2 separate regions of the Homo sapiens genome follow, and region 1 is linked to region 2. The links are chromatin loops, found by intact Hi-C in ENCODE. Cell type or tissue: HepG2. All regions are shown on one strand. Links, peaks and the distances in the headings refer to the core of each region. The heading gives the core; the rest is flanking DNA. Region 1 has its middle 370 kb from the start of TENT5A. Region 2 overlaps LOC105377871 (a long non-coding RNA gene).

Region 1 (2,829 bases), core at 189-2,688, 110 kb before region 2:
TGAGCACTCAAACCTGAAACAGGGACTCTTATTCCTTAAACATAAGACATTCCAATGAGAAAGCTGTTCTCAGTTGAGTTGCAGAGCACGGAGGAGGATATGGAGGTGTCCTTGGCTTCCCAGAATTGCTGAAACTGAAAAACCAAGGCCATCTCTGAGGGTCAGAGATCCACCTATGAGTACATCACATTAGCACTGTCTTCAGAAATCTTTGGCTGTGGGGGAGAATAAGGAATGTGATTGATTTCTTTATGCTAACTAAATGTGCTTCAGAAGAAATGAAATGAAAATTCAATAAATATGTTTGTTGCCGTAAAAAACAGAAACAAACAAAGCCTTTAACTTTCTTCCAGTCAGTTGAATAAAGATCAAGGCTGTTAATATGAGAGTTTAATATAATTTTATGTGACATTTAAATCAATGTATTTTCTAAATAAAATATGGAATGTGTATATTTGTAGATTTTTATGCTTGAAGAATACAGAAAAGAATTTCTAGTGACTATGGACCTCCCTTTAAGTAAACTTAGTCCTTACCTCAAGTGATCTGCCCACCTTGGCCTCCCAACATGGTGAAACCCTGTCTCTACTAAAAATACAAAAATTAGCAGGGCGTGGTGGCACACACCTGTAATCCCAGCTACTCGGGAGGCTGAGGAGGAGAACTGCTTGAACCCGGGAGGTGGAGGTTGCAGTGAGCCAAGATTGCGCCACTGCACTACAGCCTGGGTGACAAGAGCGAAACTCTGTTTCAAGAAAAAAAAATAAAGAAAAAGAAAACTTAGTCTACTCCCAGTAGCTGATTATCAAGACACGACACACCTCAAGTATTTTCAGCCAGAAGAAATCTCCTCACATTTTGATTATGTTTCATGCAATTTATTCATGCAATGCCCCTAAAGATGGAGGGTAATGCCAGAATACTGTCTTAGATTTTTTAGTGAAATTAATCTTGATAAATATAATCAAGATGTCATGAGAAGTTATTTTCTTATATTTTGGAATTTTAAAAAATTTTATTAATAAGGACTGCTTTTGACTTTTTTCACTGATATGTAATAGTTGTACATATTTATAAGATACATGTGATATTTTCTTCTTCATTTTTCTCTTTGACATTCATATTCTTCTTTAAAATCATTATTTCACCATGGTTGTATGCCCTGCCAGTCATTGGAAATACAAAGGGAAAACAAATATATCTGAATCCAAGCTTAACACTTCATTCATTATTATCTACTTCCATTCTCTATCTTTTCACCTACTACTAGCTGACCTTTAAAAAAAAAAAAAACTTTCCTGGTGTCACTTTAAATTCACAAGTAAGGTCCAGAGTTCAGCTAAGCTTTGATGATAGGGGAGAGATTTCAACAGAAAGGGTAGAATCACTCACAACAATATACTTAAAGTGAATGAGTAACAATTTTTCCAGGTTTCTAATATTTCCTTTCATGTGAAGGGAATTCCAATAGACAAGAAGTAACTCAACCTGAAGCAGTACACTTAGAAGGAGAAACTAAGTATGTGTGACTCTTATTCACTTTTTCCTAGAAGCCAAGGTGCCAAGAGAGAGCTCTGCTCTTCCAAGTTGTATGGCCTCTAAGTTGTCTACATGTGGAAGCCTACAATTATTAGCACAGCTTGTGCCAGTGACCAAGCTATTTTACGGAGGTTTGATGTTAAGAACCATATGCTAAGTCTATTCTCCAATATTACTTTTATCAGTATAAAGCTAACTTTTTTGCCTCATTTATAAATTGGTAGGAAACTTGAGTGGATGGATAAAAACATTGAATATATTGAGCCTTCTCAAACAATACATTTTTCTTTGATCTTCAACCCCACCCCACACCACCCGCATTGAAAAGTTTAGAACTAGGCCTCCAGAAACAATCTTCATTTATATTTTGAGAATACCCAATTAAAGTTTTAATTCTTCAATGTGAGATTATGTTACATTTCAGCACAAAATTCCCACACACCACCACCCAAAAAAACTCATAAATATCCCAGATATTCTCTCTCAGTTATAAAATCAGTAGAACCCTAGTTAGTCAGGGTATCTCATAAATGAAAAGTGGAGTTCCAAAGATTACTAATGTTTGAAACACTAAATATTTACTTTGTAGACTTGACCCAGCCAGCATATATCTAGGTGACCTTATGAGGTCTACAGTTCTACCAGCTGTAGTTTGAGACTGAAATAGCAGTCCCATTAGAAAAAAATGCAAGCAAGTTAATATTTATTATTTCTGTGGTATTTCTTTTCTGTTTCTTATTTCATTCAAATATGTCACATTCCAAAGATAGTGCCCATAATCTATTAATATAGGTATTAGAACAAATAGACTACAACCATAATTGAGGGATGGGGTGTTTGGAGGAGGCCAGAATCATCATTGCTTGTATTATGAGCGTTTTAGACCCAAAACTATGGAAACTGGAAAATGCTATTGACACGTCTGCTGATTGGTAAGCCAATATCTGTTTATTCTCATTGCCAATGACTCTTTAGTCAAAAGGGTAGAAACTACCACAGAGGTGGAAGGAAAAGGAAAAGACAATTCCATTTCCCTGGCTTAGGGGGTTTGGGGAGAAGGAAAATTTTTTTAAAAAGAGTCAGGAATGAGACTTTATTTATTGGATTACTTACTTGCCCCTCAGATTTAGAACAGAGTGAATGAGGATCATTACCTATGTTATGAGAAAGAGGGCACAGGTTGGGGGAGGGAGTTGACAGGGGGAGGGAGCTTTTAGTCTGCTATAAATGTGGAAGGCTGGGAGAAGTTGTCCTCATGGGCTGCCTCTGCACCCATGTGGCACTAGGCAA
Region 2 (2,829 bases), core at 199-2,698:
ACTGTTACCTCATTGAGACTGAGACCATGAATTTTAAAGAGCCAATCTGGGACATTATGTAATTCTAGTAGTACTTTTCAAGGTTAGATTTGGGCAAGAGGAAGATACTCGAGTTTATCTAGAATTGTGATTTTTCCAGGTAGGTGTCACAAAAGGTAAGTGGGGCAAGAATGCTGAAATTAATAATAATAGGAATAGAATAGAGTTTCAGCCCTCAAGGAAGGCACTGGGATGTTGTTGTTGTTGTTGTTGTTGTTTGAGGGAATAAATGAGAAATGGCACAGATGGGGCTTTGAGAGTTAGCATACTAGCTACTGTCCAGTCTTCAACATACATTATTTCATCCATGAGCCACAACAAACCTATATTGTAGACACTAAAATTATTTCTACTTTACAAATTAAAAGTGGAAGACCTCAGAGAAGAGGAGTTATGTATCTATCGTCATACAACTAGGACTCAGTGGATTTAAGACTCAACCAAGATCAAAAGTAAGGTCTAACAGACCCAAAGCCCATTTACTAAACTTATGCTTCAATGAAAGTAATGAGTAACAAGATCCTTCCCCTTTAAAATTCTATCTTCAGAAAATGTACAATTAACTTGAAGATACAAAGCAGAATTAGAATTACTAAAATTCATAGATCAAGATTGAGGACATTATTAATTCCAAATGGGATTCTGTCAAACAATAATATTTGGAAGCTGTGTAAAACTTTAGAGGATCCAAAGAACTTTCATAAATTTTATCTCAATAATCAAAACAATTGTATGAACTAGATATTTTGTCATTTCTATTTTATGGGTTCCAAGAGTTAAGGGATTTATATAACTTACTAACCAGAGTTTTGCCTTTTGGTTTTTGTTTGTAGAAGCCCCTAGAAAACTCAAAATGATAATAAATATGTTCTTAGCTAACTTTTGCTTCATACATGAGTTTAATACAGTGAAAAGGTAGAGTAAACCTTAATACTTTTTTTTACTGTTTTGTTTTTGAGACTGTCATGAGAACATATTTAGCATTAGAATTAATTTATTTTGAACTCTTGGAGAGAAAGTCTGCTTACTTCATATAAATCAGATGGGGTTTACACTGCAAAATAGTCCAAAATCTCTCATGTGGAGATTTGGCTACTTTTCATTCTTTTCTCTGTAGAGGTCACAACTTAAAATTCTTGCAGATTGTCTTCATTCTGAAAGCATGTGACAGAAGCTTGCCCAGTCCCCTCAGACTTTGGACTCTTCTGTTGTCTTTTGCCTGAGCAAATAGAAAAATACATAAGTAAGTAAATAGTGAAAAATAAATTTAAAAGTGCTGGTCTATGCAAAAAAAAGTATAGAGCATAAAATAGACTATGAAAGAAAGATCTAGAAAGAAAAACAAGAGAGCTGCCCAAGTGACCAGCATGTTTGACTTTCTTCTATATACTTTGGCTTAATTTACTACCTCTTTTCTTCCTTTCCCCTAGAAGGTCTTCTCTTGTCCTACTCTGTACCTCCTAGAGGAACATATCTGGCTTCACTAAACCAATAGGCCTAGGCAGATTATTGTAATTCTCTGTACCATTCCTTAGTAGTGACACTTGTGATTTATGTTACTCTCTCAGTGCCACTGAAATGGTTTAAACAGGTATCTAAAAGAGGTCTGATTTTTATAATTCAATTTATAAGACCAATACTATCTAAGAAAACCCCAATAATAGTATGTTATTCTGAAATAGAAATGTGTTGAGCTTTGGAAAAAAGCAAAGATAAAACATCTGAAAAAAATTGTGATAAATAGTTCATTTCTTTGTGTTGTTACCCAAAAGAGAAACAGAAATTATGTCAAATGAGAAAAATAGGAGCTTGACAAATAATAAAGACAAAAATCTACAGTGTTAAAAATCTATTATTAAGCATGCTGACTCCTGGATTGCATCTACATAATTTGAGGGTAAAAGTGTGGTATTTATTTAAATAATAAAGGCTGTTTGTTTCTACATATTCTATGACTTTATTTAATAGTGTTTGATGAGAAGGACAAGAAGAAAATTAGCAGTAGTAGTAACAGTAGGAGTAAGAGGGAAAGGAGACAATGGAAAGAAGCAGGGGAAAAGCATTACATAATTTTCATTTTTCTCAGTGATTTGTTTATTCGTTTACAGTCATGTGCCACTTAACAATGGGGATACATTATGAAAAATGTGTCATTAGGTGATTTCATCATTATACAAACATCAGGGTATACTTACACAAACCTAGATGATATAGCCTACTACACACCTAGACTATATGGTATAGCCTATTGCTCTTGTGGAACATGTTACTGTACTGAACACTGTAGGCAGTTTTAACACAATAGTAGGTATTCGTGCATCTAAACATATCCAGCCATATAAAATGTACAGTAAAAGTATAGTATTATTTTATGGGACCGCCATCTTTTATGCAGTCCATTGTTGCCTGAAATGTCATCATGAAGTGCATGACTGTATTTAATTAATTATATATTTATTTATTTTTTTTTGAATGGGGGTATTGATTCCCAGAGGGAGGAAAACACATTCTGACTTACATACACATGGTTGGAAAAAAAGAGTTAAATGACATCACTACAATGTATATCTGTCAACCGGCAATCGAAATCATCTCCATGATTGAAGGTACATTTTTAGTGACCACATAATCACATGTAGGCTATCTATCCAACGGTAGCTCTCAGTGGTTTTGATAATGCAAACAGGCTGTGTTTTCTGCTAAAGATAAGTGTGTTTTTCTTTTACAGACAGATGTTAAAATCTGTATCATTAAAGTTTATTTCTATTTCGATGAAAGATTCTTCATAAC

The links. A loop is a pair of places that touch in the nucleus more often than their neighbours do. Peaks named below come from ENCODE experiments on the same cell type or tissue, not always from the same donor. Only the 100,000 strongest peaks of a DNase experiment are listed, where the experiment ranks them.
Region 1: a loop joins it to region 2, with 16 times the contacts of the local background. A loop is called at or near these places in 1 of 110 quality-filtered maps.

Annotation. Positions count from the first base shown.
Region 1 is chr6:81,379,571-81,382,399 of GRCh38, forward strand. No RefSeq gene overlaps it. Among named protein-coding and RNA genes, the nearest start is that of TENT5A, 370 kb to the right of the region's middle. In HepG2, for the core only: no CTCF peak of the experiment used is centred there; DNase peaks (open chromatin) are centred at 1,341 and 2,141; H3K4me3 peaks cover 989 bases.
Region 2 is chr6:81,490,424-81,493,252 of GRCh38, forward strand. LOC105377871 (a long non-coding RNA gene) reads right to left here. Exons shown (of 5, transcript XR_007059658.1): 4 at 1,068-1,258. Among named protein-coding and RNA genes, the nearest start is that of TENT5A, 260 kb to the right of the region's middle. In HepG2, for the core only: no CTCF peak of the experiment used is centred there; a DNase peak (open chromatin) is centred at 1,228.